Linked DNA regions of Homo sapiens: regions 1, 3 and 4 are each linked to region 2. A link is a loop called in an ENCODE intact Hi-C map of the cell type or tissue named here. Cell type or tissue: heart left ventricle. All regions are shown on one strand.

Evidence for each region. Peaks named below come from ENCODE experiments on the same cell type or tissue, not always from the same donor. Only the 100,000 strongest peaks of a DNase experiment are listed, where the experiment ranks them.
Region 1: a loop joins it to region 2, with 4 times the contacts of the local background. A loop is called at or near these places in 34 of 110 quality-filtered maps.
Region 3: a loop joins it to region 2, with 5 times the contacts of the local background. A loop is called at or near these places in 33 of 110 quality-filtered maps.
Region 4: it touches region 2 in a loop (4-fold over the local background); 21 of 110 quality-filtered maps call a loop at or near these places.

What each region holds. Positions count from the first base shown.
Region 1 is chr17:12,728,544-12,733,543 of GRCh38, reverse strand. The region is part of intron 5 of MYOCD (myocardin); the gene reads right to left. Among named protein-coding and RNA genes, the nearest start is that of MYOCD-AS1, 25 kb to the right of the region's middle. In heart left ventricle, no CTCF peak of the experiment used is centred here; a DNase peak (open chromatin) is centred at 2,413; H3K27ac peaks cover 4,763 bases.
Region 2 is chr17:12,665,007-12,670,006 of GRCh38, reverse strand. MYOCD (myocardin) reads right to left here and starts at 4,117. Exons shown (of 14, transcript NM_001146312.3): 1 at 3,764-4,117. The coding sequence starts at 3,818. In heart left ventricle, a CTCF peak has its summit at 2,448; DNase peaks (open chromatin) are centred at 4,066 and 4,376; H3K4me3 peaks cover 4,706 bases; H3K27ac peaks cover 5,000 bases; H3K27me3 peaks cover 1,129 bases.
Region 3 is chr17:12,740,058-12,745,057 of GRCh38, reverse strand. MYOCD (myocardin) reads right to left here. Exons shown (of 14, transcript NM_001146312.3): 8 at 622-875. Among named protein-coding and RNA genes, the nearest start is that of MYOCD-AS1, 36 kb to the right of the region's middle. In heart left ventricle, a CTCF peak has its summit at 2,592 (motif pointing right); a DNase peak (open chromatin) is centred at 602; H3K4me3 peaks cover 751 bases; H3K27ac peaks cover 3,981 bases.
Region 4 is chr17:13,000,720-13,005,719 of GRCh38, reverse strand. ELAC2 (elaC ribonuclease Z 2) reads left to right here. Exons shown (of 24, transcript NM_018127.7): 11 at 619-731; 12 at 2,146-2,241; 13 at 3,141-3,279; 14 at 3,361-3,446. Among named protein-coding and RNA genes, the nearest start is that of ELAC2, 15 kb to the left of the region's middle. In heart left ventricle, a CTCF peak has its summit at 2,432 (motif pointing right); a DNase peak (open chromatin) is centred at 2,419.

The sequences.
Region 1 (5,000 bases), 64 kb before region 2:
TCTACCCAGTTATTTTGAGACTGAACTAGGACCACAGTATCAGCCGTTGGAATCTCAGACTCACCTGGTAGAGGGGGTGGCAGAATTAGTCATCTTTCCTGGAAGTCAGCAGGTGAAGCCATTGTATGGTTTATGGTACATCATCAACCTGCTTGGTTGATTGGGGGATAGGTAGGGCAGGGGTAACACAGAAAATGACCAACATCTCTACTATTTGGTTGTTTTTTTTTTTTTGAGATGGAGTCTTGCTCTGTTGCCCAGGCTGGAGTGCAGTGGCACAATCTCGACTCACTGCAACCTCCACCTCCCGGGTTCAAGTAATTCTCCTGTCTCAACCTCCCAAGTAGCTGGTCCTACAGGCACCTGCCACCACATCTGGCTAATTTTTTGTATTTTTAGTAGAGACAGGGTTTCACTGTGTTAGCCAGGATGGTTTCGATCTCCTGACCTCGTGATCCACCTGCTGTAGCCTCCCAAAGTGCTGGGATTATAGGCGTGAGCCACCGCGCCCAGCCTACTTCGTATACATAGGTCATATGCTAAGGCTGTCTCCAGAATTCCACAAAATAGCTGAATTTTTGAGATCTGAGGGACTGACTGTGACATCTTGCTTTTGAGGAACAAAGAAGGCAGGAGATTCTGGGAAGGGAGAGTCCCGATGAATTTAATTCGGACTTGCCTCAGTAAAGGGGTGGAAAGATTGTTGCAGCCCTGAAGTTACTACCAGTGAATCAGCCCTTTCCACTCTGACACCTGGCATTTGGTGACCCCAGGTCGAAGCACAAGAATGATGTCGAAAAGTCTAGAAGTTGAGTATCTGGAATAAAGGTGTAGGTAATCAATCCCCCTTTCCCCAGGGCTGGACGGAGCATTCCTAAATTGTTGCGTTTAACTCCAGCCTTCCCATTTTAAGAGGAGCAGAGACAAGCTGAGGTGTGATCAGATAAGATATGGCTAAGAGAAGAGACAGAAAACCATGAGAAAGGAGATCCTTGTATCTGGATGGGACACAATCAGAGAATCTGTCACGGGCCAGACTGCCTGGTGAGTGCTGGTGGTGGTTACAGAGAGGAGACAGCGATGCGAAGTTGTCCAAGAAGCCTCCCGGAGGAGGTGGGATTGAATGGAGCCTGAAGTGACTGTCAGCGGTGGACAGGACAGCAGAAAGGGAGAGGGGCGCGTCTGACAATGAAAGGATGGGGCGTGTGGACGAGAAATGATAGAGTGGCCATTAGCATGCTTGGGTTGGGGAGGATGACAAAGAAGTGCTTTCAGCCAGGGGAGAGGGCTATTTTAGGAGCCAACCCCTGGAGAGACATTGCTTGTAGGAGTCTCCCTTGCTTAAGTCAATGAAATGAGGAAACCATGAGTGCATGGAACTACATCCCGCGTACGGGTTTACACCTGCGTAAACAACCAGGATGAGTGCCAAGGCCCCAAATATGACTCCTCTCCGGTATCTAAAAAGCACAATGTGCCAAGTTAGAACATACTGACAGCTGCACTGAGGACCACTGGTCGCTGTCCAGGCCACAAGATCTCACCATGGGGGCCCCTGTCAATCACCACTCTTTCAGGGCTACAAGTGACTGGTTTAGATTTGCCACTGCCAGGGCAGAAGATGAGGGAAAGGGCAGGGAGCCCAGACACAGCTATAGACTTAGCTCGTCGCTGTTGATGGGAAAAACCTTAACAGTGGAGGGGCTCCTGTAAGTACATAGCAGTGGCTTCCTTTTGGCATGAACACCTCCTGTGGTGTTCGGTGTGGCCCACAAGGCCCTGGGTTCTGGAGTCAGACGCATTTGAGTTTGCTTTTTGGTTCTACCAGTTCAGGGATAGCGTGACAGTTGGCAAGTTATTTGACCTCTCTGAGCCTCAGTTTCCCCATCTATAAAATGGGAATCATCATCATAATAGCTAGCTTTCAGGGTTTCGAGGATTAGGTAATAACATATGGAAAGCACTGGGCCCAGTTCCTGACGTGTAAGTGATTAATAATTTCTTGCTGTTATTGTTGCTATTGTTGCTATTGTTTTTGGTAGGAGCATCTGTTTGTCTCAAGTTTAACATCATCAAAAATAAACAGACCACCCGGGAGGCAGTTTATCCTCTGGTCAGCTTTGCAAAGGTCAGCACAACTCCAGAACCAGAAAAACTGGTTGGTCCTGAGAGGTTCCTTCTGGGAAAGCAAAGGCGGCCCTTCCTCAGAGTAGGAGGAGTGTGGGTGGAAAGGCTGGCATGCCACTCCCTCTCCTTCCTGGTTCAAGCCAAGCCCATGCAGAGAGGGACAAAGGTCACCTTATCTGACTGCCTCTGGAATGACCAAGTCTCCTGGCTCCGTGGTGTGACCCTGGGCCTCCGCTCCAATCTTCCCCAGCATGAGGCTGGCTGGGAGCTGATGGAGAGCGGTGTGCTGGCTATTGTCCCTGCAGACGCGTCGGGGCTGTGATGACAAGGACCTGCTTTGGGAAGCCCTGACATCATCCTCTGGCTATGCTCGCAGGACTGGCTCTGGGCACTGGCCCCTTGGGGATCTTGGGCTGGTGACTCGGAGCCTCTCCTCTCCCTCTTGGAAGTGATCAGATGAATGAGTCAGCTGTACTTTCTTTGCATAAACATTTAAAATGCCAAGATTAAAGCAAGATAATTGGAATCCTAGTTACCTTTCTGTGAAGACCCACACCAAGGGCAGGAAACCATGAAGTAGAATATGAAAATGCGCCTCCTTCCTTATCAACCTGTGAGCTGGCCCGGTCCACTGCAATAGAAGCTATTTTAAATCATGGACAGACTACCTCCTGACATCCTGGAAGAGACTGAAGCAAAATTTGTGTCCTAAGGGAGAAAGTCGTACACAGAAAGGTAGCTATAGTTTCAGTGTAGCTGTTGCCTAAAGACATTTGCATAGATTTAGCATGTCATAGTCTACAGACTGATTGGACTATCTAACCAAAGTCAGAACTCACTGCTCTGGAAAGCGATCAGATGCTTTTATTATGGAAATGGCATAATAGGTAGATGTTGGAATGACTAATTTTTTTTACTCAGATCCCTGGCACTTTAGAAATTTGCCTTATGTCTTTTTTTTTTTTTTTTTGAGATGGAGTTTCGCTCATCGCCCAAGCTGGAGTGCAGTGACGCGATCTTGGCTCACTGCAACTTCCACCTCCCAGGTTCAAGCGATTCTCCTGCCTCAGCCTCCCAAGTAGCTGGGATTACAGATGCCTGTCACCATGCCCAGCTAATTTTGTATTTTTAGTAGAGATGGGGTTTCTCCACGTTGGTCAGGTTGGTCTCGAACTTCTGATCCCAGGTGATCCACCACCGCTCAGCCTCCCAAAGTGCTGGGATTGCAGGCATGAGCCACCACGCCTGGCCTTTTTTTTCCTTTTTTTGAGAGATAGGGTCTCACTCTGTCACCCAGGCTGGTGTGCAGTGGTTTGATCATAGCTTACTGCAGCCTCAAACTCCTGGGTTCAAGTGATCCTCCTGCCTCAGCCTCCCGAGTAACTAGGACTACAGGCATGCACCAGTATGCCTGGCTAATTTTAAATTTTTTTGTAAAGATGAGGTGTCACTATGCTGCCCAGGATGATCTTCATGTCTTTTGATACACCTGATCCTAGGGCCACACAAGTCAGGAAAAGCAGTTAACCTGTGTAAATACCTGCCCTGCGTTGCTCTTGAGGTGAATCCTCTAGGGATGAAAAATAACATTAGGCAAGGCGGGCAGATCACGAGGTCAGGAGTTCGAGATCAGCCTTGCCAACATGGTGAAACCCCATCTCTACTAAAAATACAAAAATTAGCCAGGTGTGGTGCCACGCACCTGTAATCCCAGCTACTTGGAAGGCTGAGGCAGGAGAATTGTTTGAACCTGGGAGGTTGCAGTGAGCAGAGATCGCGCCATTGCACTCCAGCCTGGGCGACAAGAGCAAAAACTCCATCTCAAAAAAAAAAAAGTGCTTTATCCTGTCTCCCTTTTCTCTTTGACAGGATGCTCCTCAGCCCCTCCCAGAGCCTCAAGCTGCCCTCAGATTTCTAGAGGCCTCTCTCCAACTTCAGCTCCCACCTGGGCATGCCCTGCCCACCTCTCAATGATGCCTGAGATGGCTTCCACAGAGGCAAAGCCCTTACTTCACAGGGCGGCAGAGGCAGACTCCAGGCACTTCCTTTCTCTCTCAGCGCTCACCCTTTCCTCCCGCCACTCCCACACGCTCCAACACTCCCAGCTCCCTGATTCTCTTGCCCAACTCTTTCCCAGAACCATCCTCAGCAAAGTATTTGTCACGTATGCCTCAGTGTGTTTCTTTACCCCAAGGGTGGTTTACTCTTTGGAAATTATTTCTCATGATGGAATGATAGATTTTGTTCATGAGAAAGTTATGCCAAAGCAAAATGTTCTTTTTTATGCCAAAGCAAACAGCCCTACCATCTCACTCAGGGCCATGGTTATTATCTAGCTGCCTTCAAAATGAACGATCAGAGAGGGTGAAGACTTTTGGTGTCTCTGAAGAATGACTAGATTCTTAGTGAATAGGAGGGTTTTGTTATGAAGTCTAAGCGTGGGGCACATTGGTGAGCAGTGACTAGCACAGGATCTTTTATAAATGTAAATGATAGAAATGGGTGACTTCTGGACCAGCCCCGGAGGGGCTGAATTATTGCTTTCTACATGAAACGGTCATGGTGATAAAAAGAACAAATTTAGGTTTGACAATGGGGCTATATATTCTAAATCACGGGTTCTTTTTTTAAAAAGACTGGCTGGGCACGGTGGCTCACGCCTGTAATCTCAGCACTTTGGGAGGCCAAGGCGGGTGGATCACCTGAGGTGGGGAGTTCGAGACAAGCCTGACCAATGTGGAGAAACCCCATCTCTACTAAAAATACAAAATTAGCTGGGCATGGTGGTGGATGCCTGTAATTCCAGCTACTTGGGAGGCTGAGGCAGGAGAATCACTTGAACCCGGGAGACAGAGGTTGCGGTGAGCTGAAAT
Region 2 (5,000 bases):
TCATGGTACCCCCACCCCATCTGGAGTTTTCTGCTTTCATGCCTAAAGTACAAGTTTTGCATTTTGGGGAGTCCTTGGGGACCCAGAGAATCTCAAGAGCTTGATAGGATATTGGATGGGGCAGCAGAAAGTGTTGATCAAAAACCACTCGGATTGGTCAAGAGATCGAGACCATCCTGGCCAACATGGTGAAACCCTGTCTCTACTAAAAATACAAAAAATTAGCCGGGCGTGGTAGCGGGCACCTGTAGTCCCAGCTACTCAGGAGGCTGAGGCAGGAGAATGGCGTGAACCCCAGAGGCGGAGCTTGCAGTGAGCCGAGATCGTGACACTGCACTCCAGCCTGGGCAACAGAGCGAGACTCCGTCTCAGAAAAAAAAAACAACAAAAAACACTCAGATTGTAGGTAGGGTTGCCAAAAAGAATAACAGGGCCTAGTGAAATTTGGATTTCAGAGAAAAGTATGTCCCAAGTACTGCTATATAGTGAAAAAGTAATCACTATTGCTTGGAAATTCACATTGAACTGAGCATTCTGTATTTTTATTTGCTAAACTGAACAAGGTTATATTTGTGGGGGTGGGGTCAAGTTCATGGCAATTGCCAGACTTTGCCTCTGTTTGCGCGGTTTAAGATGGGGAAGTGGGAAAGAGAGAGAGAGAAGCAAAAGAAACACAATGATTCTTTAGAAGCAACATCCATTCATGGATCTCTCTCTCCACTTTTGATCCTTTATGTCTGAGGGCTGTGTGTGCCTGTGTGTGGCACACATACGTACCTCCCTGTGTGTTTTGTAGGACACAAGGATTGATATGGAGGAGAACTGTTGATAGTGACACTGATTAGATATTGAATAAACAACATGAGAAGATTAAAAACTGTAAAAATGTGATTAGTTTAAAATCAGCACAAATTACTACATTCATGTAAAACTGCCTCTCCTTCACACACAATTGCCACACAGCACAATCACAGTTACACTTGTTCCCAGTCAATCTTTATGTGTTTTCAGAGAATGATAAAATGTTACCAAAGGGGTCTAAGACATTGCCTAATCCAACCTCAACATTTACCGATTAAATAACTGAGACAGAGAAACTGACCAACCGCCGGTCCCACTGCACATCAATATTAATAATAGAAAAATGTTTTGTAAGAGCCTTCTAAGGCCTGGGCATTTTCGAAGTTCTCTACTTCACATTTAATTCTCACAATGACCCTATAGTCATCCTCTTTATTCAGGTGAGGCAAGTTGAGGCACAGAGAATTATGTAATTTACCTAACGCTCAGGGTCATGTAGCTAGTAAGCAGAGACCACTATGAAAAACCCAGCTAGTCTGGCCCCCGAGACCCACGCACTCAACCAGGACACCCTTTGGCTTCTCAAATGAGTTTATATCACTAAACATGTTCATACATGTAAACTTTCAGAGCTTACTGCTGCTGTAGCACAATTTTGTCCTTAATCACGAGGTCACTCAAATACAGCTTATAGAAAGTTGGTCGGCCATGGTTGACATCGATGATGATTTCAGAGTAAAAGCAGTTATCTGCTCACCTATAAATAAACCCCGTCACAGTGGGTCTGTTGCTGTAATCAGAGAATGGTTCTGTTGCATTTATTTTTTGAAATATGTTTAATGGAATACATAATACCACGATCTACTATCAAAGCAAATATTCGCAGTGAGATAGAAACAGTTTTATGAGTTTACTGTTTGAGTTGCTTTTGAAAGAGAAGGAGGAGAAGAAGATGATGAAAGAGAAGGGAAAACAGTGAAAGAGAGAGAGAGAAATCAAAATAAAGTCAAGGCCCTTATTCACTGTTGGTGACAAAATAAAAGACATTCTCTTAAAGAGAGGCCCTCTTGTTAGCATGCTGCGACCTCAGTGCTGGCACAGCCATAGTAGTAATTACATCCAGAAAGAATAACCTCCATTCAAACATTACATTTTCTAAGTTTTACATTCCACTTGTTTTTTTTCTCTTGTCTGTCAAGAGACTATCAATGTTTGCATCTCAGACTCCAGATTCCCTGTTTATCAATGACGGGAGGATTAAGGATGCCTGCTTCTGCTGTGATATCATGTTTTCCCGAAGCTACCTTTCCTTATGACACAAAAGCCTGCACAACTTTAAAAAAAGTGAGGCTGGAATTCTCTGAAGCTCCAGGATCAGGGTCTTCAGGGTCTACTTAGGAGACACCAGGACTCCACAAATCCACTGAGATGGAAGTTGGGAGTGTGGCAAAAACTGACTTCCCTCTCCACTGCACTTTAGCTGAAGGAGGGATTGATAAGCGTTTTGCAAGTCTACTATCAAGTACATCACCAGATCCTTTTAGAGACAAACCAGCACCCCCAGACCCTCCACATTTAAACTGGCAAGGAAGCATTTGAAATGAATGCAGCCTCATAGAAAACAAATCTACATCCTCTCTTCTTCAGAAAGGTGGCAGTGTTGCCTTACAGTTTTGACCGAATACAACGCAGTGGTGAGGTCTCTAGCTGGTTAACAGATCAACCGCCTCACCTCACCATGGAAAGGAAAGGAAGGACTTAATCCACTGCCGACCCCAGTGGCTGGCGGACTCATCCCAGAGCTTCAGGGGCAGTGAGACTTGTGACCGCCTAAGCTCTTGAGTTTTCAACTTGCATCAACAATGAAGATCCTAAGAAAATCTCCAGTTGACTCCACAGGCATCTAAAAACCAAGGGCATCTAAGAAAGTCACAGATGAACCTTACCTCCCAGCATCTACATTTTTCCTTTTTGAACCATCCATCCCAAGTGAAACAACTGAGTTGGCCCCATGTAGAAGGGCTAAGGAAACTTTAGCTTAGCAACCTATGCCAGCATCTTTCTGACACCTGTTATGTCTAATGTTCACATCAGAGTTCTCCTAAAAGTCATCAATCTAAGTAGAAGTCCTACATTGTTGAGTGTGTTGTTAACCAGTTTTCTAAAACCAACATTATACACAGAGCTACTGAAAAATAACTTCAGAAGTCAAGTGTTGCTTTGTCTAAACGTGGAGACCCACACAGACACCTTCCATGGGCGCGTGTACAAGCCCTTCTGGAGAAGCGGTTAGAGCTCCCGTCTCTCCCTTCCACTCACCTCCACTCAGCGTCCTTTGAGAAGTTTCTCCATGTGCCACTAACACAGAAATTTTGGGGGAAATTCTCTATTTATAAATATCAGATGGTTTGGGAAAAAATATTTGTGGCACTGGGCTTTCTTTTTTTTTCTACAGTGATGTCATTTTAAATACTTGGTGTGCTCCAAATTTGCTATTTTTACTTCCCCCAAGTGACTTTTTTTGGGAAATACATTTGTTTGGATTAGCTACATTTTAAGTGACCCCTGTACCTAACACACAACATCAGGTTCATCTTCTCAGCGATTATAACCGATACTACGCAGCTTCCAAACTTGAAATCCCTTATTTGTTCATTTCCAAAGTTGCTCCCTCTGAATGTACCCCTCCAAAATTTCTATTCATAGATGCAGAGAAAATAAAATAAAAGGATTGGCCTTTTCACAGATGAACAACCACACTCGACCACCCAAAGCACTTACAACGGAAGACACGAAAGGCCCCCAAAGTCAAACAAAACTCTTCGCTTCCACAATGTGCTTTTGGGGAACAAAGTTGAGGTAGACCTGGCAGGCTTTGAAACATTTATTGGAAAGCAGTTCTAGAGTTGAGAATTGCAGAAGAGGAAAGTTTAAGAAGGAATGCTAAATGCCTTAGCCCTACCTGATCTGAACTTGCTCCTAATCAGCAAGGAATGCTCAGACCCCAGGAGTGTCATGTTGAGTCTCAGCAAGCCGCTGGTCCCTTGGCCAGGCGCCCCCTGTTCTCCACCAGCAACAGGCTCCCGGGAGCCCAGCTGACCGCAGCTAACAACCCAGAATTCATCCAACTCTCCGTGAGCTCCCCTGGGTAGGAGTACAGTGGCAGCCAGTGTCCCCAGAAAACTGGCGCCTCCCCCCTCGCCGTGCGGGGCTAATTAACTCTTAGCCGGCGGGACCCTCCTCCTCCTCGGAGGTTGGCCAGGAGCAGCGCGGCATCCCAGGCGTTCCTGTCTGATGTCATAGGCTGCCGGCGATTGCGGAGAATCGCCACCACGCCTTTATGAAGGTCCCAACTTTGCCATCTGATACCCTTTACTACTGACAGGCGCTCAGCCAATCAGGAGCGGCGAGCGGGGTCTGGGGACCCGGAGCCGCCGAAGCCGTCTCGGGAACCGGCTCTTAACTCTTTGCGGCGGGCCCCGCAGCCGCCGAGGCACAGAGGGCGGGAGCAGGGCCAGGGGTCGGGAATCTGGGAGAGGGGCGCGAGCTAAAGAGCGGATGCCCGGAGGAAAGAAGGAAGGGCTGCGACGCCGCGGGGCTTGCAGGTGGTTCGCGGGGCTGCGGCAGCCGCTGGGAGCTCCGAGGTCCTGGGGATGGGCGTGCGCAGCCGGGGCTTCCCCGGCCGGGCTTCTGCCGGCGAAAGGGAAGCGGCCGGGATCTCCCGCCAGCCGGCTGCAAAGGCTGCGCGAAAGGGCGTGCGCGCCCGCGGGACAGTTCACGCGGGGCAATTTGGAAATAAGCTGGACCCCTGAGAAGAAAAGCTTCCGACGGACCGAAGCCCACGCATTCCCCTCGGTTTGAGGGGCTCAGGGCACTGGCAGAGACGATTCTGTATCTCGCAGCTCCAATACTGGACTTAGATGCATTTCCACGGGGAAATGGAAAGGCTTTCATTTTCTAGGATATGCTTTTTGGGGGGACAAATGTGACACGGCGCATCTGGAGATCCAGCTGCGACACAACGCTCCCACCTCACAACCCCGAGGGAATGGGAAAAGATACCTGAGTTGGAGTGAAAAACCTACTGGGCTCTAAATAGGGAGGGGCTCTGGAGCAGGGGGCAAGTCAGAGCTCGGGCTGGGCTTAGCTTGGGAAGGCTCAAAAACTTTGCCTGCGAATGAGTCTCTCCTTAGGGGAAA
Region 3 (5,000 bases), 75 kb before region 2:
TATCACATTCTTAGACTTTCCATAGTCCAACTTGAAAGTGCTAATACTTTCCTTTTCCCCAAAGGGGCCTCTTATCAAGGGCATTGATTTATAGCAGTCCCTCCACCTATTGGCAGTTTCACTTTACAAGATTTCAGTTACCTGAGGTCAACTGCAGTTCAAAAATAGTTGTGTCCAGTACAATAAGTTATTTTGAGAGAGAAACCACCACATCCAGATACCTTTTATTACAGTATCTTGCTATAATTGTTCTACATTATTGCTAGCTATTATTGTTATTCTCTCACTGTGCCTAATTTATAAGTGAAACCTTATCACAGGTATATATGCCTAAGAAAAATACAGTATATGTAGAGTTCAGTACTCTCTGAGGTTTCAGGGATCCAATGAGGGTTTGGAATACATCTGCAGATATAGAGGGCCCTGTATTTGCTTCCTCCCAGTCTTACGGCTCTGAAAAGGTGTGCATAGTTTCTAAATTGAGTCACCTTCCAAACATACTGGATGAGGAAATGGTGCAATACAGGACTTGCTAGGCCCCATGGTGCTGGCAGATAGATATTAATAGACACCCTTCCCAACCTCTGCCCACAGCCACCCTCCCAGCCTTGCCGGACTTACTTAAGCTGAGCTTGGTGCATCCCTAGGTAGCTGAATCGGTGTTGCTGCTGCTGCTGCTGCTGGCTGAGGATTTGGAGCTGCAGGAACAGCTGCTGTTGCTGGAGCAGCCGAGCGTAGGCTGAGTCCATAGGTGGAGGGGACTTCTCTGCCTTCTGGTCTGGGGGAATGTACTGGTGATATTTAAGCTTCTTCACCTTTGGCTTGGGGTCCTTGGGCTTTTTGTGGCGGTTCTTACTGTCACCCAAGGATTTGGACTGCAAAGAAGATGAGGAAATTGCATGTGCTTTAGGTGATGGCTGAGAATGATTTTGCATCATGGACACGTTGTGAGGCAGTTTTGTCTGATGGCCATTCTTGGATCTCAGAAATATAATATAGCAAAGGCATGATGTACAAAGAGCTCCTAGGACACTAACGTTGCTAATGAACAAATCCATTGCAAATGTATCACACTGGAAGGACACTCCTTAGACAGGGAATGTTGAATCTTAGAAGCAGCTCCAGAGTTTTTCCTTTCTGGAGTACAGCAAAATGTAATCCTGTGTTTCAATGAGTGCATTCTCCTAACCTAAAACCAACTGATGACCTAACAAAGGTTGCATTCTGATCTTGAGACTACTTGTAGAAAGTTCTTTCATGGCTGGGAGCGATGGCTCACACCTGTAATGCCAATGCCAACACTTTGGGAGGCCGAGGCGGGTGGATCACCTGAAGTCATGAGTTCGAGACTAGCCTGACCAACACGGTGAAACCCCTTCTCTACAAAAAATACAAAAAGTAGCCAGGTGTGGTGTCAGGCGCCTGTAATCCCAGCTACTCGGGAAACTGAGGCAGGAGAATTGCTTGAACCCAGGAGGCAGAGGTTGCAGTGAGCCGAGATCACGCCATTGCACTCCAGCCTGGGCAACAAGAGCGAAACTCCATCTCAAAAAAAAAAAAAAAAAAAAAAAGAACTTTCATATGCATATGTGCAGTCACTTTTAGTTAAACACTTAATAAGTCGACTTATTAATGACATAAACTAAGATAAAACTAAGATTTTCTTTGAAAATCTAGAATGTGGTTATTTGTTGCTTTGAGCTGAAAGTAAGATAAACCTTGCCTATCTGCCTGCTGAACACCCTCTCGCCTGCCTGCCAAATACCGATGAAAGATCAGGAAGTAACACCTTTTGAAATAAGGACACTTTACTTATTATGGGAAGGGTTATCCACCTAACTGGAACACTTCCCAGAGTTGGAACCCAAAGCATGTATTGCATGATTTGGACACACTGAATCAGGAAGTTAAGGGTATAGTCTTGGAAGATAAGACAAATTTTTGAAAGTGGTACAATTACTTAACTTTAATACATCTCAGTTTCCTCACCTGCAAGTTGGAGAAAATATTCTTTACTTTTTCTCTCACTAATCAATATAAAGACTATAAAAGATAATATTGAAATAATAACAGGTAGTCAATGAACAGGTAATTATGTCTATAACCTGCTCCTGAAATAAAAGACCTTTGTATATTAGGAAGGAATGGGTCCATCCTGTTATCAGGTTAAAAAAAAGTAATTTTCAGGCCGGGCGCGGTGGCTCATGCCTGTAATCCCAGCACTTTGGGAGGCGGAGGTGGGCGCATCACTTGAGGTCAGGAGTTCGAGACCAGCCTGGCCAACATGGTGAAACCCTGTCTCTGGTAAAAATACAAAAAATTAGCTGGGCTTGGTGGTAGATGCCTGTAGTCTCAGCTTCTCGGGAGGGTGAGGCAGTAGAATAGCTTGAACCCAGGAGGTGGAGGTTGCAGTAAGCCGAGATTGCGCCACTACACTCCAGCCTGGGTGATAGAGCGAGACTCCGCCTCAAAAAAAAAAAATAATTTTCAAACCCTGACTTTATTACAGAAGGTTGAAATGAAGAACACGGATGTCATGACCACGAGTGAGCTAGGATTTGGGGGAACATTGGAAGGAAAGTGTGTTTCCACCGGTGTCCAGAAGAGGGGGCTCCTGAACAGCTGGCAAGCATATTCTGACTTGGCAGGTTCCCCACTTCAACCACAAACTACACATCTGAATGTGACCTTATCCAAAGGAGCTTACAACTCACTTGGACTCAGCGCAATGCACCCCCAAAGGCTCTTTTGTTTTCCAAAGAGACTTCTTCCTGGCGACTAATGAATAATGAACACAAGTAGTTGGGTGTGTTTGGTGGCTCCGTTTCTCTCTGCTTACTAATCGATTAGCATTCTAGTTAGTTAATCAGTCTTCTGTCCTTGGAGAGTTTCTGCAGGGCTCCCGAAACCAGCTCTGCCCTGGCCTGCTCCAGACCAGCTGCTGTTGTCGCCTCATTCTGAGGCTTGCCTTGTCTGGGGAGGATGGGAGCTGCAGCCCTGGCAGGGTCCCGCAGCTAAGTCGGAGGTCCAGGAGCTTTTTTTCTCTATGTTGCCTTAGCACATTCCAGAAGATACTGAAATCGGACCATTTACTCTGGATAGTCTGGGGTAAAGGCTACTATTACTATTCTCTTTTTGAGCCCAGGGGACACTAAGGTTTTTGTGTTTGTTGACCAAGCAGAAGAAATGATGGCTCTTCTACAAACAACCAGCCTGCCGGGACCAGCTGGGTGTCTGTAAGAATCGCCTTTTTCACAGAAAGCGATCTGTTCATCTCCTGGGCTTCTATCATACTTTCTACTACAGTGAGGTTGAAGGCTTTGCTAATTTTTTTTTTTTTTATATATATATACAGAGTCTCGCTCTGTCGACCAGGCTAGAGTGCAGTGACTGCGATCTCGGCTCACTGCCACCACCCCCTCCTGGGTTCAAGCGATTATCCTGCCTCAGCCTCCTGAGTAGCTGGGATTACAGGCACACGCCACCACGTCCGGCTAATTTTTGTATTTTTTGGTAGAGACGGGGTTTCACCATATTGGCCAGGCTGGTCTCGAACTCCTGACCTCAGGTGATCTGCCCGCCTCGGCCTCCCAAAGTGCTGGGATTACAGGCGTGAGCCACCATGCTCCACTGCTAACTTAAATTATGCAAAATTTAAATACTGTGATAGAAATATGAATAACATTTCTTTTTATACTCAGCTTTAGAAATAACGGGACTCATCTCCTCCTCCTTCCCCTGCAATGAACAAAATGCATTGATAGTCACATAATTTCCGACCTGTTGAGCTGAGTGAATTGTCAGCTGGGTTTAAGCTCTTGTGGTTTGGTGGGGGAGCCTTATTGGCAAACTGAAGTGTCTATCATCCATTAGACCATAAAACTGTTACTATATCATTGATTTTTACTTCAATTTACAATCTTTTTTAAGTCCCGTAAGAGTCATTTTAACATTCATTAAGTGGTGGCACTCGAGCTGAGAAAACGTGTTCCCAAATCAGTTGGAAGTTATTTGGGTATAGGCCAGGCACGGTGGCTTACGCCTGTAATCCCAGCACTCTGGGAGGCTGAGGCAGGTGGATTACCTGAGGTCAGGAGTTCAAGATCAGCCTGACCAACATGGAGAAACCCCGTCTTTACTAAAAATACAAAATTTGCCAGGCATGGTGGTGTGCACCTATACTCCCAGCTACTGGGGAGGCTGAGGCAGGAGAATCACTTGAACCTGGGAGGCGGAGGTTGCGACGAGCTGAGATCACGCCACTGCACTCCAGCCTGGGCAACAAGAGTGAAACTCCATCTCAAAAGAAAAAAAAAAGGAACACAAAGGGAAGTTATTTGGGATAAAACATTATAAAGAAGGCCACATGATTACCAGGCAATTAACTGAAGAGAGAGCAGCCTGTGTACTGTGAGATGCGATGCTGGTGTTTATAGAAGCACGAGTCGCAAGTGCAAAGATATGGACCCAACCGAAGTGCCCATCAACCAACAAGTGGATAAAGAAAATGTGGTACATATACAACATGGAATGCTACTCAGCCATAAAAAGGAATGAAATAATGTCTTTTGCAGCCACTTGGATGGAGCTGCAGGCCATTATTCTAAGTGAAGTAACTCAGGAATGGAAAACCAAGTATCATGTGTTCTCACTTATAAGTGGGAACTAAGCTATGAGGATGCAGAGGCGTAAGAATTATGTAATGGAATTTGGGGATTGGGGGAAGATTGGGAGTGGGGTGAGGGATAAAAGATTCCGTATTGTGTACAGTGTACACTGCTCAGGTGACGGGTGCACTACAATCTCCGAAATCGCCACTAAAGGGCCGGGCGCAGTGGCTCACGCCTGTAATCCCAGCACTTTGGAAGGCCAAGGCAGGTGGATCATGAGGTCAGGAGATGAAGACCATCCTGGCTAACACAGTGAAACCCCATCTCTATGAAAAACACAAAAAATTAGCCGGGCATGGTGGCGGGAGCCTGTAGTCCCAGATACTCGGG
Region 4 (5,000 bases), 340 kb before region 2:
CAGGTAGGGTCTGAAATGCTGGGCAGAGTCTGTCTTCTTCAGGCCCTACAGACACCACTTTTGAAGGACGTGGAACAGTTTGGACATCACTCAGCTAAGTGATAAAATGGCCTCTTTTATCTGTGTTTGTCCCGCATGTCAACACGGCTGCATTCGAGCATTTTTGTAGATTGTCCATTTAGGATCTAGTCACCGTCCTCCTTAAAGGGTGCATGCTTTCCTTGGTACTTGAGCTCAGGACAGTGTCTAACAACAGACCCCATATGGATGGGCCTGGGGTTTATGGTCCAGAGGAATGCCACAGTATTCTATGTCAAGATATTTCCTCTGACTTCTGAGGACATTAGGACCAGTGGCCACAGACTGAAGAAAACCTTAATGCCAAGCCTCCTTTCCTGGCCAGTGTAGGCCTGAAGTGCCTCAACCTGACAGTTACCTGTTTAGGTATCCACAAAGAGACCAGAAGGGTGTTGATGGTGATGTGTAAAGTTGGTTTTGTGCTTTGTTTACCTCTCAGCTCACTGGATAGGATATGTCATGTTAGCAGTTGCCTTGAAGGCAGTTCAGTTTGGTGGCTGAGCTGTGACCCCCAGTGGGCGGGCTTATTTGGTTTTGCAGATTTTGGCTGAAGAGCTGTGTACTCCTCCAGATCCTGGTGCTGCTTTTGTGGTGGTAGAATGTCCAGATGAAAGCTTCATTCAACCCATCTGTGAGAATGCCACCTTTCAGAGGTAATGAGGGGTCTCTAGGGTGGGAGAAGTGAGAGCTGAAACCCAGCCCAGCATCGACATGGGCATCTTGTGGCAAGAGCTGTGTTTCTGGGAAGACCACTATCTGGGTTTACAGTTCAGAGGCCGGCACTCCTGCCTTAAGTCACTGTTGGTAGTTGGTGGGCTCCGGTGTACACAGCCTCAAAGTGAAATTAGAAAAGATTGAAAACTAGAAACAACTGAGGACTAGAAATTCAACTAGAACTCTTACAGCTCTTATACCAGAAGAAATTCTAGAACTTTTTTGAATTCTAACTAATGCCCCAGATTATCATTTGGATTATTTTGAACTGAATTAATTTTCTTCCATTACCTGCATTGAAACAAATGAGGTGGGTCAGAGTGTGTGAGACTGTCGTGGTCAAGAGTCCGTGTTATGGGATGGACTCACAGCTGGGGAATGTCTTTTGGGCTAACTGCCACTCTGTTGTTGTCCTCTATCGAAGTTAACCAGTTTTGCGGTTCAGCTTTCATTCCAGATGGAATCATCTTTGACCCACCTATCTGAGTTTGAATCTTTTCCCCCACTCTTAATGGTTTACCTGTATTTTTCCTGTTCCTAGTTTGTATCTATCTGTATTTTTTCACTTGTTTTTTTCTACTTACCACAACAAATCCTTTTGGGCTGCTGTACCCCTTCCGAGTCAGAGCGTTAGGAGTTGTTTCATGGTCTGCTTTATTCTCTGTGGGTGAATTTGGATGCGCTGGTAGCCCCGGCTTTGTATTTTAATCCAGTTTTGGGCAGCAAAACCTCTTCAATGAATCAGGTGTCATTTGAGAGCCATGTGTGGATGTGTGATGATGCTGGGATAGATAAAAATAGCTACTGTGTATATTTCTTTTTAAAGGGAACTGGAGGGAAACACATCAGCATGTTAGTAAGTGGTCTGTTGTCCAGGTGGTGAAATTTCAGATGATTTTCATTTCTCGTGCCTGTGTCTCAGGTCCTCTGGAAGGCAGACACCAGGGTGGCATTGGAGGTGCAGGAGGTTTATTCGAGGAAATTTGACTGTGAGAGAGGAAGGAGAGAGGGAGCAGGAGGAGGCAGGGAGAGCCTGGGTCTGGCTTTGCAGGTTGGACCCGTATGAGTGGAGAGGGTAGGAAGGAAGTGCAGTGCTGAGAAAGGATCAGCCAGGCCTACTGGAAAGCCCAGAGCAGAGCTTGCCAGATACAGGAATCCCACGTCCATTGGAAATGGCCCAGCACCGGGGTCTGCCGTGAGCAGCCTGCTGTGAGAGCATGGCCTGGGCGTGGAGGCTGTCAGCTCACTGCAGTGCTGCAGAGGGCCGCACGATACCCCTCCCTGGCTGCGTGGTCCCTGTCTTGGTGTGTCCTGAGTCTGCATCACTTTGTAAAGCCCCACTCTTCTGCCCAGGTACCAAGGAAAGGCAGATGCCCCCGTGGCCTTGGTGGTTCACATGGCCCCAGCATCTGTGCTTGTGGACAGCAGGTACCAGCAGTGGATGGAGAGGTATGGAGCCCAGCCCAGCGGCACTTGGGGTAACTCTTCTGGGCAGTGGTGGATTCCCCTTTCCTCCCCTCGTGCTCTTTCCAGCGCTACCTACCCTTCTGCACCTGCCTAAACTTTCTGTGGGATTCCTGCCTTCCCAGAATTCTAGGCTTCCCAGATCTGTGCTACACTCGTGAAGAAAATGCACCGCTAGGTGGCGCAGTGTCCACACGATTCCATTTATTTTACACCCTCCACACTCTTCAGGGTGTCTGAACAAATACTGCCGTTTGGTTGAGGATTCCATAAGTGAATTCCAAAGAAGAGATTGCAGCTATAAAATGATAGCTTCCATTTACTGAATGCCCACTTTGTGGGAGGCAGTGTGTGAAATACCCTTCATTTCACTTCATTTCCTCTAGGGTCGTCGCCAGCAGCCCTGGGAGGTAGATGTTTAGTCACTGGAAGGCATCTTTTTCCTCGGGGCATCGCTGGCCAGGGCCAGGTGGAGGAGTATGAGTTGAGCTCGGGTGCGGGGTGACCTTGGGCTGCTTTTTGGCCCCTGCCCGTATCTCCCCACATGGCCCGTTTACCTGCCCCTCACTCCATGGCCTGCTCTCCTGCTGTCTCTTTCATTCCTCAGGGTTTGGGTCCCCTATTTGTATGCCCTGGACATCTTCTTTTTCTTGTTTTTCCTCTCACTCTTCCCAGCACACCTGAAAGGCAGCTGAGCTAGGGAACACCGGGCTTTGAGACAGCAGGAGTGGGACCATGTTTGGCCATGTAGTAACACTGCTTGGGGCAAGTCACTGAACTGTTTGAACACCTCATCCTCATTACCACTCCTGAGCTCAGCACCACTCCTCAGGGGGAGCTGCCTCCTAACAGACGCTGCAAATGCCGGGTCTGTTTCTTCACAGGTTTGGGCCTGACACCCAGCACTTGGTCCTGAATGAGAACTGTGCCTCAGTTCACAACCTTCGCAGCCACAAGATTCAAACCCAGCTCAACCTCATCCACCCGGACATCTTCCCCCTGCTCACCAGTTTCCGCTGTAAGGTAGTGTCTCAGACCGGCCCCTTGTCGGCCCAGCTCTCGTCCCCTCTCTTTCTCTCCATGAATGTGTTTTGTCTCTTTCAGAAGGAGGGCCCCACCCTCAGTGTGCCCATGGTTCAGGGTGAATGCCTCCTCAAGTACCAGCTCCGTCCCAGGAGGGAGTGGCAGAGGTCTGTGCCATCTTGAACTAATGGAATCGTCTCAGTCGAGTTGGGAAACATTTCTGTAAATAGCCACATAGTAAATGTTCCAGGAGGCTCTCCAGACCATATGGTCTCTGTTGTAACTATTCAACTCCGCTTTGAGCACAAAAGAAACACGGACAATAAGCTAATGAATGGGCTTGGCTGTGTGCCAGCGTGAATTTATTTAGAAAAGCAGCCTACTCCAGGCTGGGTTGAGGTGGGCGGATTGGGGCCAGTAGTTCTCCTTTTCCAAAATTGCCTTGCATGGGAATAGCAGTGATAGAGCTCGTGTGTTTCACAGTATAGAAAATAGGAAATGTGTGATGAACAAAGTCACCCATAATCCTGTTGCCCAGAGATAATGATTGATAACATTTTGTGTTTCTTGATTTGTGTATGTGGGTTTATATTGTCAGTCTTTTCCTGTATCACTAAACAGTCTTAAGTAACAAGATTTTTATTGGTATTCCAAATAGGGATGTTTACTCATTTGGGATGTTTCCAATTTTTTGTTGTTTTTAATGAATGAAACAATAAATGTCTTATATATAAATCTTTGATGGGAACTCTGTTCCCTTCAAGTCATTCCTAAATGTGGGATTACTGGCCCAGAGTGTGAGACTTGTTAAGGTACTTGATAAATGTAAGATGCCATCTTGAAAGCCTCTTCCAGTACAATCCAACCAGGAAAGTGAACAGCCTTACTGCCCCACATCTTTATTTTAATTAATTAATTTATTTATTTTATTTATTTATTTATTTTTTTGAGACGGAGTTTCACTCTTGTTGCCCAGGCTGGAGTGCAATGGCGTGATCTCAGCTCACTGCAACCTCCGCCTCCCGGGTTCAAGCATTTCTCCTGCCCCAGCCTCCCGAATAGCTGGAATTACAGGCGCCTGCTACCACGCCCGGCTAATTTTTTGTAATTTTAGCAGAGACGGGTTTCACCATGTTGGCAGGCTGGTCTCGAACTCCTGACCTCAGGTGATCCACCCACCTCAGCCTCCCAAAGTGTTGGGATTACAGGCGTGAGCCGTGCCCGGCCTGTTTTAATTTTTAAGGATCTGAACCTTGATTTTAAGTTTCCTGCCCACTCCACAGTATTTGTATTAGAATAGAGCATGTGCTGGATTATGACTGGATGCTGTGTGCTGTTGAGGTTGGGTAGTTGGGGCCCTTTAAGAGACTATACTAGCAAGACTCGGGCCCACAGGCAACATCACGGGGTTGAAGAACCTGGTGTCCCTTTGTTGGCATCTGCGCAGGCTCTTAACACACAGCAGCGATACACAGCCCTAGCCGACATTCAGATTTACCTTGTGCTTGTGAAAAATATTGCACAGGGCCTGCCCTAGACCTAGTGAATTAGAATCTTGAGAGTTAGGCTTGGGACTCACAAGCTCCCAGATGATTTTAATGCTCAGCGAGGTTGAAGAGCCGCCTGTCCAAGGAGTTGCCACTCCGTGTGATCTGGGGCTTGCTAGGAAAGTGGGATCTCAGGCCTCACTGCAGAGCTGCCGAACTGGCTTCTGCGTTTTG